Regions from separate parts of the Homo sapiens genome. Here region 2 is linked to region 1. Evidence: read pairs that join two places in POLR2A ChIA-PET (ENCODE). Cell type or tissue: MCF 10A. All regions are shown on one strand. Each heading gives the region's core, and the rest is flanking DNA. Links, peaks and the distances in the headings are about the cores only.

The links. ChIA-PET counts read pairs that join two places held together with the same protein. Peaks named below come from ENCODE experiments on the same cell type or tissue, not always from the same donor. Only the 100,000 strongest peaks of a DNase experiment are listed, where the experiment ranks them.
Region 2: POLR2A ChIA-PET joins it to region 1 with 5 read pairs; 12 of 35 experiments call an interaction of 5 or more read pairs at or near these places.

The regions. Positions count from the first base shown.
Region 1 is chr19:12,888,004-12,895,739 of GRCh38, reverse strand. It overlaps GCDH (glutaryl-CoA dehydrogenase), which reads right to left and starts at 4,580. Exons shown (of 12, transcript NM_000159.4): 1 at 4,538-4,580; 2 at 4,345-4,469; 3 at 4,218-4,253; 4 at 3,766-3,909; 5 at 3,562-3,624; 6 at 2,087-2,257. The coding sequence starts at 4,435. It also overlaps the pseudogene RPS6P25. RefSeq lists enhancers at 3,798-4,435, 4,436-5,073, 5,178-5,247, a silencer at 4,772-5,030, cis regulatory regions at 4,362-5,049, 6,349-6,849 and a promoter at 7,587-7,736. In MCF 10A, for the core only: no CTCF peak of the experiment used is centred there; a DNase peak (open chromatin) is centred at 4,719.
Region 2 is chr19:12,748,583-12,753,582 of GRCh38, reverse strand. It overlaps BEST2 (bestrophin 2), which reads right to left and starts at 1,792. Exons shown (of 10, transcript NM_017682.3): 1 at 1,744-1,792; 2 at 839-1,041; 3 at 229-323. The coding sequence starts at 990. In MCF 10A, for the core only: no CTCF peak of the experiment used is centred there; no DNase peak of the experiment used is centred there.

The sequences.
Region 1 (7,736 bases), core at 1,735-6,734:
CTCAGGAGACTGAGGCAGGAGAATCGCTTGAACCCGGGCAGGAGAGGTTGCAGTGAGCCAAGATCATGCCACTGCACTACAGCCTGGGCAACAGAGCAAGACTCCATCTCAAAAAAGAAAAAAAATCCAGCCTGACCAATATGGTGAAACCCCATCTCTACTAAAAATACAAAAAATTAGGCCAGTCGAGGTGGCTCACACATGTAATCTCAGCACTTTGGGAGGCCAAGGCAGATGGATCACTTGAGGTCTGGAGTTCGAGACCAGCCTGGCCAACATAGTGAAACACCATCTCTACTAAAAATACAAAAATTAGCCAGGCACGGGTAGCAAGCACCTGCAATCCCAGCTAATTGGGAGGCCGAGGCACAGGAATTGCTTGAACTGGGGAACCGCAGGTTGCAGTGAGCCAAGATTGTACCACTGCACTTCAGCCTGGGGGACGGAGCGGGACTTTGTCTCAAAAAAAGAAAAAAAAAATTACCCTCGCCCCTGAGTCAGACCTCATAACTAAGTTAGATCTGGCCCTGCTTTCAAGAGACAGGTTACCCCAAAGTCATGATCACAATGCCAAGATGGGGAGGGGGACCCAGGGAATCAGGAAGGAGTTGGCCAAACTGGAAGGGTGTGAGGAGTTAAGCAGGAGGAGGCTGTGGGGAAGAGCAGTGCTGGGAGAGGGAACAGATGTGTAAAGAACTGGTGGTACTTCTGGAGAATTTCAAGTAGCTAAGTCTGGCTGGGAGGATCACATGAGTGGCCAGAGATGAGGTGGAAAGGTCAGCAGAGGCCTGGTCACACAGGGCCTTGTGGGTTTTTTTTTTTTTTTGCGAATCTGATCTTATTTGTTACTCAAAAAATCTTATTTCTGACTGGATTCAGACTTAGAAGTGGAAGCTCGCAGAGAGGACAGTCTGCGTCTCTTCACGATTTGTCCCTGGTGCTTCTTAGCCTCCTTCATTCTCTTGGCCAAAAGTTTAGCATATTCTGCAGCCTCTTCTTTATTTTTCTTAATATGCGGCTGCTTCAGAGCAATACGCCGCTGTTTGTGCTGCAGGACATGTGGAGTGACAAGGCGCTGAATCTTGGGTGCTTTGGTCCTAGGTTTCTTACCTTCTTTGTTTAAGGGCTTTTTTACAACATACTGGCAGACATCATTTTCTTTAGAGAGACTGAAAAGTTTACGGATTCTGCTAGCTGTACTGGGCCCCAGGTGACGAGGCATCATAGTCTCAGTCAGTCCAGGAATACCCTTCTCTCCTTTTTTTTACAATAACCAAGTTGAGAACACTCAGATTGGCATCCACGATGCAACCATGAACTGATCTTCTCTTTCTTTCTCCAGTTCTCCTTGGTCTGTAATAGGAATGCCCCTTACTCAGTAGCAAGTGGACACGGCCATGGGTCAAGACACCCTGTTTCAAGGGGAAACCTTGTTTATTGTTCCCACCACTGATTCCGACCACGTAACCCTTCCATTCTTCACCCAGAGCGTCAACAGCAACTTCTGTGGCCATACGCTTCTCATAAAAAGTACAAAGTTTGCGTTCATCGTCCACTTCAATGAGTTTCTGGCAGCCAGTGGCTGGGAAGGAGATGTTCAGCTTCATCTTGAAGCAGCTGAACACCTCCGAGACACCACGGAAGAGGGCCAACGTCCACTTAGCGCAGGTCACATAGGCTCTTTCCTTTTTTTGTTTTTCTAATAGACATGGGGTCTCCTTACGTTGCCCAGGCTGGTTTCGAACTCTTGGGCTCAAGGGATCTTCTCACTTCACCCTCCCAAAGTGCTGGGATTATAGGTGTGAGCCACTGCAAATGGCCAGCAGGAACCTGGTGGACTTTAAACTTTGGGCTGGACTGGGGAACACAGAAAGCATAGGGAGATGACGGTGGTCACAGAGGGGGACAGTCAGGCTGGCCAGGGATCAGATCTCCAGGTGAAGCCCAGGGTCTGGCGGGGGTCCAGGTGGCCACTTATGCTATCTTTGAGATAGGGACAGAATAGGCTCAGGGGACAGCCCCACCCTTGAGTTCCAGACCTCAGAGACTGTCTTCCTTCCACCAGGCCCCATGGGCAGCCACTCACCCAGCTGGGGCAGGTACTTCTGCCGCTGTTCCTCGCTGCCATAGGCATAGATAGGGTGCATGACGAGGGAGGACTGGACACTCATCGCCGACCTGTAGCCACTGTCCACCCGCTCCAGCTCTCGGGCCAGGAGCCCATAGGCCACAGACGAAACCCCAGCACAGCCATATCCTGGTGGTAGTAGGAGGGGAAAGCAGGACAATAGAGAACAGGGCCCTGCCCAGCTAAGACCCAAGAGACAGGGCTGAATAAGGACACACAAGGAGGCAGGCACCAAGCTGGCCCTAGCTGAGGTTTATTCATTTCATCTCCACAGCCACTTTCAGAGGGTGGGACAACAGCCCCACTTTACAGACTGGGAAATTGTGGCTTAGGGAAAGAAGGGGGCTTTCAGTAAGGCAAGAGGATCACTTGAGAACAGCCTGGGCAACACAGTGAGACCCTGTCTCTAAAAAAAGAAACAAAGGGGCCAGGCACGGTGGCTCACGTTTATAATCCCAGCACTTTGGGAGGCCGAGGTGGGTGGATCACCTGAGGTCAGGAGTTCAAGACCAGCCTGGCCAACATGGTGAAATCCCATTTCTACTAAAAAATACAAAAATTAGCTGGGCGTGGTGGTGCACCCCTGTAATCCCAGCTACTCAGAAGGCTGAGGTGGCAGAATTGCTTGAACCTAGGAGGAGGAAACTGCAGTGAGCCAGGATCGCACCACTGTAATCCAGTAATCCAGGCTGGGTGACAGAGCGAAACTCCATCTCAAAAAAAAAAAAAAAAGAAAAGGGCCGGGCAACGGTGGCTCACACCTGTAATCAGGAGGCTGAGGCGGGTGGATCACCTGAGGTCAGGAGTTCGAGACTAGCCTGGCCAACACGGTGAAACCCCACCTCTACTAAAAATACAAAAATTAGCCAGGCGTGGTGGCGGACGCCTGTAATCCCAGCTACTCGGGAGCCTGAGGCAGGATAATCACTTAAACCCGGGAGGTGGAGGCTGCAGTGAGCCAAGATTGCATCACTGCACTCCAGCCTGGACAACAAGAGCGAAACTCCATCTCAAAAAGAAGGCTGAACGTGGTGGCTCATGCCTGTAATCCCAGCACTTTAGGAGGCTGAGGTGGGCGGATCACCTGAGGTCAGGAGTTTGAGACCAGCCTGGCCAACACAGTGAAACCCTGTCTCTACTAAAAATACAAAAATTAGCCAGGCATGGTGGCACATACCTGTAATCCCAGCTACTAGAGGGGTGGAGGCAGGAGAATCGCTTGAGCCTGGGAGGCAGAATTTGCAGTGAGCCAAGATCGTGCCACTGCACTCCAGCCTGGGCAACAGAGCCAGACTCTGTTGGGGGGGAAGAAGAAAGGAAAGAAAAGGAAAAGAAAAGAAAGAGAAGGAAGGAAGAAAGGGAGGGAGGGAAGGAGGAAGAGGCTTTCAGAATACAGAGGGTTCTGCAGTGTGTGGAGAGATACTTGTTCCTACCTTTGATGGTGGGGCCCAGCACACCCAACTCCCCCATCTCCGAAATGATCTCCCGATGAAAAACTGCAAAGGGACCAGTGCCCAAATTCAGGCCCAGGCCTAGGCCACAGGAAGCCCCAGCCCCAAGGACAGAGGGGCCTTGAGGTGGGGTGGCTATGGCTCCAGGCGGAGGAGCAGTCTCAGGGCACCCACCAGCCCGCCCACCTTCGTTGCGATTGGCCAACAGGATGCGAGGCATGAGTCTCTCCTGGCAGTAGGTGCGGAAGGTGTCCCTGATGAGGATCTCATCTGTGGTCAGCTGCTCCTCCAGCACCAGCGGGTCCTGCCAGTCAAACTCGGGACGCGAGGCTGGGAAGGGGAATTCGCCTCGGTCCAGTCCGCAAGATCACTGTGCCCTCCCTTCTCGGACCCTCATCAGCCCTACCCCCCAACACCCATGTCGCCCCCCGGCTAGTGCGAGCTGCAAGCGAGACTGATCAGGTGACTTTTCTCCGGCCCCGCAGGCACAGCGCACTCACTGCCTTAGTGCCTCTGACCCTGGCCACGACCCTGCCACCCCGCTCGGGCAGCTCTCGGATTCTGGGACAGAGTCCACCTGCGGCAGACAGACAGCTGAACAGGGGCAGCAGACACACGGTGCGACCAGAGGTCCTTACACTTAGCCAGTTGGCTCTGTGTTCTCCCGCCTTTCTCTGCAAGCACAGAACGGGAAAGTCACCCCGGAAAGTCCCTAAACCCCCAGTTCCTCCCTCCTTCCCTCCACACTCCCGACCCCACACTGACCGGTCTGCGCCGCCGACGAGACCCACGTGCGAAGGACGTGCAGGCCGGGTCCGCGGCTCAGCAGCCGCACGGAGACGCCTCTCAGGGCCATGCTCTCTCAGAGCGAGCGGAGCAACGACGGCGACCTACAGGAGCGGGGGTGTCAGAGCGGAGCTCCTCTCACCCACGGCTGGGGCTACCGCACCTTCCTTACCTGGTAGTACCTCCCGGTTCACTGCCGAGGCTACAGTGCAACTGACGCAGGCCTTTGACCTCAGCAAGAAGTGGGAGGAGCGGAGGCCGAGTGAGGCTTTTCATTGGTTCCTCCTAGAATCCGGCCCCCTCCGCAGCTCTGCCTTTTAAAAGGGCTAAGGTAGCCTTGCCTGTGGAAATCGGGGGGCCCAGACAGAGATAGGCTAGCCCCTTTAAGAAGCGGACGGGGTAGGGGCGGAAGACGAGTGCGGGAAACCGATTGGCCAGCTGGGTTTCTCCTCTTATTGGCCGTAGGAAAGGGCTCGGCCCACTCCTGGTTGGTCAGTTGCAGGGGGTGTGTGCGGAGGGAGTCAAGAATTAAACAAAGAAATTCTGGCGCGAGCACTAGGCGTCCTCCTGAACCCAGGAGGCCAGACTCGAGTTCTCTAATTGGGTGCTGGTTGTGGGGAAGACGAGCTCCAAGTGGGCGATCTTAGCAAACCTTTCTGCCAGTCTGTCCCAGGAAGCACATGTAGATACTTGTGACTCTGTGTGTGTGTGTGTGTGTGTGTGTGTGTGTCTGTGTCTGTGTATGTGTGTGTGTGTGTGAACTTGTGTGATTCTGTGAGTCTATGTGGTTGTTTTGTTTTGTTTTTGTTTTTTCTTTTTAGACAGGGTCTCGTTCTGTCGCTCAGGCTGGAGTGCAGTGGCGCGATCATAGCTCACTGCAGCTTCCACCTCCTGGGCGATCCTCCCACCTCAGCCTCCAAGTAGCTGGGACCACTGAAGCATGCCATCATGCCTGGCTAATTTTTTTTTTTTTTTTTTTTTTTTGAGACGGATTCTCACTCTGTTGCCCAGGCTGGAGTGCAGTAGCGCAATCTTGGCTCACTGCAACCTCTGCCTACTGGATTCAAGCAATTCTCCTGCCTCAGCCTCCTGAGTAGCTGGGATTACAGGTGTGAGCCACCATGCCTGGCCTTTTTTCTTATATTTAATAGAGACGGGTTTCACCATGTTGGCCAGGCTGGCCTCAAACTCCTGACCTCAAGTGATCCACCCACCTCGGCCTCCCAAAGTGCTGGGATTACAGGCGTGAGCCACCGCGCCCCGCCTGTTTTGTCTTTTTGTGTAGTGCATTTGTGGTGCACCCATTCTGATTGTGTATCTGTTGAGAAATGTGTGTGTCTTGATTCTCAGGACCTGTGATGCCATGTCCTTGCGTTTGTCTGTGTTTAACTGGGTGCATCCCCTACGGTTGGGCACTGGTAGCTATGCAACTGTGACTAAATAATTACTTTACATATTGTAAAAGTGACCGGTGGTGTGACTGTATAAAGTGTAGGTTTTGACTGGCTGGGGCGGCTCATGCCTGTCATCCCAGCACTTTGGGAGGCCAAGGAGGGTGGGTCACCTGAGGTCAGGACCAGCCTGGCCAACATGGGGAAACCCCATCTCTACTAAAAATACAAAAATTAGCCAGGCCTGCTTGTGGGTGCCTGTAATCCCAGCAACTCGGGAGGCTGAGGCAGGAGAATCACTTGAACCCAGGAGGCAGAGGTTGCAGTGAGCTGAGATCATGCCATTGCACTCCAGCCTGGGCAACAAGAGTGAAACTCTGTCTCAAAAAAAAAAAAAAAAAAAAAATTAGCGTGGCGTGGTAGCAGGCACCTGTAATCCCAGCTACTTGGGAGGCTGAGGCAGAGGAATCACTTGAGCCTAGGAGGTGGAGGTTGCAGTGAGCCAAAATCATGCCACTGCACTCCAGCCTGGGTGACAGAGAGAGACACTATCTAAAAAAAAAAAGTTCTGTGACAATGTATCTGACTCCCCATGTGTGTCTGCTCAATTACGGCTAAATTGTGTCAGTAGGATTGTATAACTGTGTGCCTGCCTGTGGATTATGAATTCTGTGTTTTAGAGATTGTTTGGCTATGACATTGTGTAACCAATATAGCATAGGGTTGTGTTTTAGTGCCTGGGAATTGTATGTCTGTGCATAGTCCATATACATAGACAGACACACAATTATATGTGCACGGATTATATGATCAGTGTGACTGAGGGAACAGGAACTCATGTCATTATGTAATTGCATGGTCCTGTGAGTAACTGTGTTTTTGTTTTTGTTTTTAGAGATGGGATCTCGCTATGTTGCCCAAGCTGGTCTTGAACTCCTGGGCTCGAGCATTCCTCCTACCTTGGCCTCCCAAAGTGCTGGGACTGCAGGCATGAGCCACTACTCACTGCTCCAAGCCTGTTTTGTTTTTGTTTTTTAGAGACAGAATCTCACTCTGTAGCCCAGGCTGGAGTGCAGTGGCATGATCTTGGCTCACTGCAACCTCTGCCTCCCAGGCTCAAGTGATTCTTGTGCCTCAGCCTCCCGGGTACCTGGGATTAGAGGTGTATGCCACCATCCCCGGCCTATTTTTATATTTTTAGTAGACAGGGTTTCACTGTGTTGGCCAGGTTTGTCTCGAACTCCTGGCCTCAGGTGATCTGCCTGCCTCGGCCTCCCAAAGTGCTGGGATTACTAGCGTGAGCTACTGCGCCTGGCCCCATGCCTCCAAGTTTCAACCAGTTCTCCAGCTCAGCCTCCCAAATAGCTGGGATTACAAGCATGTGCCACAATGCCCAGCTAATTTTTGTATTTTTAGCAGAGAGAGGGCTTCATCCTGTTGGCCAGTCTGGTCTCGAACTCCTGACCTCAAGTGATCTCCCCACCTTGGCTTCCCAAAGTGCTGGGGTTACAGGTGTGAACCACCGCACCTGGCCTTGTTTTTGTTTGTGTCACCCAGGTTGATCTGCCAGGAATAAAGATGGCCACCCAACTTTTTTTTTTTTCCAGCGACAGAGTCTTGCTTTCTGTGCCCCAGGCTGGACTGCAGTGGTGTGATTATAGTTCAGTGCAGTCCCGACCTCCTGGGCTCAGGCAATCCTCCCACCTCAGCCTCCTGAGTAGCTGGGACTATGGGCATGCACCACCACTCACAGCTTTTTGTTGGAGAGATAGGTTTTATGTTGCCCAGGCTGGTCTTGAAATCCTGGTGTCAAGTGATCCTCCTGCCTCAGTCTTCCAATGAGTGACTATGAGTTATGTGTCTGTAATACGTATCCATGTCCCCTTCCCAGGCTCCCAGGGCACCAGAGTGGAGGTTCCTGTTGTAGAAACTCAGATCCTCTCCTCATGTTGGGCAGAATCAAGGAGCAGCCAGGCCCAG
Region 2 (5,000 bases), core at 1-5,000, 140 kb after region 1:
GGGCACCTCAGGGGGCACTGTGACCCCAGGTGACACCCCAGGTCTCAGAGTGTAGAGCCACATCTGGCATCTTCATGATATGGATCCAAAAATGGGTGGGCAGTGCTGTCGGGGTTGGATTTGAGGGGGGGGATCTCAGAGGGGCAGGAATGGGGGCTCCTCAAAAGGCATGAATGGATATGGGTTTCTCAGGGACATGGGAACGGGGGACTTGGGGTTGGACCGCACCAAGCACGAAGGAGACAGGGATGAGGCTGGCATACTGGTCACAATAAATCACAAGCTTCTCGAAGTAGCGCTTCTGCCCTTCGGTCAGCACAAAGCTGCGGGATAGAGATGAGGGGTCACAGGTCACAAGGGTGACTCCATCCCCAGCTTCAGATCTCTCTTGCTGTGCCCCTCACCCTGGCTTCTTTTATAATAGCTGCCCCCAGCCGGGTGCTATGGGTCACACCTGTAATCCCAGCACTTTGGGAGGCCGAGGCAGGAGGATCACTTGAGGTCAGAAGTTTGAGACCAGCCTGGTCAACACGGTGAAACCCCATCTCTACTAAAAATACAAAAAAATTAGCCAGGCATGGTGGCTGGCACCCATAATCCCAGCTACTCGGGAGGCTGAGGCAGGAGAATCGCTTGAACCCGGGAGGCAGAGGTGGAAGTAAGAGAAGATTATGCCACTGCACTCCAGCCTGGGTGACAGAGTGAGACTCCATCTCAGTTTAAAAAACATAGATATATATACTTATATATCTCTATATTTTTATAATTTTTATATATTATATATATATAATAGCTGCCCCCCCTCCGCTAGAACATGAGCACCTCAGGGCAGCCTCACCGGTAGGCAGCACTCAGCGCCATGTAGAACCCAAGGAAGCAGAGCAGCTCTCGCCACAGGAGTTTGTAGATGCTCCCACGCCACAGTAGCAGCAGCTGGGAGAAGCCACCGAAGCGGGCGTTCGCCACTCGGGCTGTGTAGGTGACGGTCATCGTGGCACCCGGCAGGTGTGGCCAAGGGAGAGTGGGTGGCCCGGGTGGGGGCTGCGGGTGTGGGTGGAGAGGTGCGGGGATAACTGAGCACAGGGATTCCACCCATGTTCCGGCCCGCCACCCCTTCAGTCCTGACCCTTGCCTGAGTTGCCTTCTCCTCCCAGCTTTACTCAGTCTAGTCCAGCCCCCAGTGCCCCTCCCTGACCTTCATCTCAGGCTGTCCCCTTCCCTGGACTCCTGGCCGTGGGCTCTGGTAACTGCCGTCCCCCACCACCAAGACCCTTGAGTCCCTGCAGTCAGCTCCCGAGTCACCCTCTGCCCGATCCCCTTCACCCAGAGGCCACCTGTAGCATGCCCCATTCCGCAAGTCCCCAGCACCTGAGTTTCTAGGTTCTCAAGGCTCCACCTCTCCCAAATTCTCTCCCTCAGCCCCTATTTCTGGCTCCCCCTTCTCCACTTCCCCAGCTCCCAGTCTTGACCCATTCTGCTCCCTGCACTCCCTCTGAAGCCCTGTCCCTAAGCCTCCAGGTCCCCTAGCCCCCCTGCCCCAGCCTGTGCACCTTCTGCTTAATTGCCCTGGCTCCCCCCACTCCCTTTTCCTCCCGGATCCGCCTTGACCTTTCCTCTCTCCGTTCCCCTCCAGCCTTCCAAGCCCTCCACTCCCCGCCCCGGGAGGACTCCGGATGCATTCCTGCCCGCAGGTTCCCTCTTCCCTCAGGGCCCCCTATTTCCCCAAGCCTGGGCTCATCTCACCTGTGTTGAAGGTGGCCGGTGCAAGGACCCACAGGGACAGGGATGGAATGGGCGGGTGGCTTTGGCGTTGGGTGGGGCTGGGGAGTGGGCGTGCCTCCCTTTCCTGGTCCTCCTCCCTCGGCTAGGCTGTAGCTTCAGAATTTTGTTTGGAGTCCCACAAGTTTGTTACCTGGTACGGGGGGAGAAATCCGCCTTGTCCTCCCTCGCCCCTCCCTGTTCCCCTCCCAGTCGCTCACTGGCAGGTCCTAGGGATCTGGAACCCAGAGGTTGGGGGAGGAGGCAGGGATGGTCTTTTTCCCAGTCCCAGAAACACACACACTGCTCAGTGAGGCTGGGTCACTTCACAGTCACCTGTAATCACACAGTGTCACAGAGATGCACGCAGAAACACACATCATAGTCCCAGAAGCAAATCTAGCTGCTCTTAAGACAGCCTCAGCCAGGCACGATGGCTCACACTTGTAATTTTAGCACTTTGGGAGGCTTAGGTGGGAGGATCACTTGAGCCAGGAGTTCGAGACCAGCCTGGGCAACATAGGGAGATCCCCATCTCTATTGAAAAAACAAAAAGACAGCCTCACATAACTATGGTTACCCAGAGGAGCAGTACACACTGTCACAGAACCTTCCAGGGTCACACAAGACACACCTACCTCGACCCCTCCTGCCTCCATCACGCATATATAAGGCAGGTGGACCCTGACATACTAGGCTCTCCTCTTTCATACACACGGCTCTCCCAACGGTCTGAATTCCGTCATGATCACGCCATGTAACAAAGACACCCACACAACCAGCCAAGTGCCAGACCCCACCCAGACCTCAGAATGCCTTCACACACACAGTCATACTCCACTGCAAGGAGGTTTTACTCCCGATCTTCCCTGTGCAAAGATGCAGCCATGATCACACACCAAATGCAAAAACCCTTTCCTCAGTGCGGTGGCACACAATCCCAGGCTCAGAGCGGGGCCTGAGGTTCACCAATCTTGCAAAGACACACACAACAGCCACCCCTCCCTCAAGGGTCCCCTAGCTATCACCGCTGGTGAAATTCACCAGCATTTGTACACCAATATGTGAAGGCAACCCCCTTTCCAACGCTCCCTCCCGGCGGCAGGCCCACACCCACACCCACAGGTCTCAGATACTCTCAGCATTGCCATGAACACACAAGCTTGGGGACACAAAACCTTGTCCTGCATTTGGCATGGATTCTGGGCAGATGTTCATTCTTCACAGACACACCTCTAAAGGGGACACTCCCAGCCTGGTACAAACAGTACCCACTCCCCCTCCATTGCCCAGCCTGAAGAACATTAACACACAGATTGGTGTGGGAGGGGCAGAAGTTCAGGGGTCAAACCCTGGGATGGGCATCCTAGAGTGCTCAGGAGCCCCTCGTGCATTCTACATAGCCCCGCCCGAGGTTCCAAGCCCAGCAGGCTGGGACGCCGTGTTCCCAGACTGGCAGATGTTCACCCTGCCCGGAGTAATTAGGAACCCGCCTGGGCTGGTCACCCTGTGACCCATGCCTTCGCTGTCCAGCTGCCGGACAGCCCATAAATGGGGGCGAGGGGGCAGCTGGGGCGGTGCCGTCAGCTGCGGAACCTGGCAAGGCGGTGGCAGGCTCGGTGCTGATGAGCTCAGTTCTCGATCAGCAGCCCTCACTCCCTAGGAAGTGTCCTTGCATTCACTGAAGCCCGCTCCTCCTTTTCATCCTCCCTACCCCAGCTCACCCGCATCCCCACACACTTCCGACTGCTGAATTCCCGCAGGGGCTGGGGGCAGGCTTCCTGGGCTATTTGATATGCTTACTAATTGTGACAACGAAAAATAACAAACATTTCTTGCGGTTTCCTGTCTGGTGCTGGTATAAACGCCTTGCGTGTTTCATCTCATGGAATCCTTACGGGCATGCTAAGTTGGTCATCTTACTATCTAAGTAGGGAAACTGAGGCTCCGATGTCACATCTCATCTTGTTCGTAGCACAGCTGGGATTTGGATCCTGGCAGTTTGGCGCGGAGCCGGCTGTACCATCGTGTTTGTTTACACATGCCACCCCAACAGGCCCACACCTGCTTGTGCACACCCCAGGGAGTTGGAGTGACAAGTCTAGGCTCCTGGTGGGGTTCCCCTTACACACACACCCTGGCACACCCAGACTCTGGGTCTGAACACTTTTTTTTTGAGACGGAGTCTCACTTTATTGCCCAGGCTGGAGTGCAATGGCGCAATCTCGGCTCAGTGCAACCTCTGCCTCCCAGGTTCAAGTGATTCTCCTGCCTCAGCCTCGCAAGTAGCTGGGATTATAGGTGGGCACCACCACGCCTGACTAATTTTTGTCTTTTTAGTAGAGAGTAGTTGGAGGCTGGCCTCCAACTCCTGACCTCGTGATCCACCTGCCTCGGCCTCCCAAAGTGCTGGGATTACACGCGTGAGCCACCATGACTGGACCTGAACACCACTTTTGTTTTTTGAGACAGGGTCTTACCCTGTCTTGGCTCACTGCAACCTCTGCCTCCGGGGTTCAAGCGATTCTCCCACCTAAGCCTCTGGAGCAGCTGGGACTACAAGCACCCCAACACCATGCCCGACTAATTTTTGTATTTTAAGTAGAGACGAGGTTTCGCCATGTTGGCCAGGCTGGTCTTGAACTCCTGGCCTCAAGTGATCCACCCACCTCGGCCTCCCAAAGTGCTGGGATTACAGGTGTGAGCCACCGCGCCCGGCCTGAACACCGACTCACGTGTGTCCTCAGGAACCCCCTTTCTGTCCCCCCTAGCCAGCTCTGGCTTGGAACTTGTAAACTCTCAAGGTCATACCCCATCCTGAGTCTCCCAAGTGGGGACAACAATAGCAGCCCAGGCAGTGGCAGAGGGAGGAGCGAAGGGCAGGGGATAAGGGGGTCCACTAGGTGCCTTCCAGGCCTGTGTGCCCACAGCCTGAGACCGCTCTGGAGTCAGGATGAGACTTCAGGAGCCCCTCCAGCCGGAGTCCTCTGTCACCCTGCCCACTAACCAGCCCCCTTGCTGCAGCCCTTTGCTGGGAGGGGCTGATGCCATCCCATGGGGGCAGGAATTGGGGGGTGGAGACTGTTAATCCCCAGTCTGGCAGGCCTGGCCTCTCCCCAGGGCGCCCACTAATTCCCAAACCAAACAGCAGGCAGTGCCGGGCCCACTGCCGGCCTAATCTGCTCTGCTCCCCACCAGCCTGGGGCTGGCCAAGGGGCCTCCCAGTTCCCACGCTCTGAGCC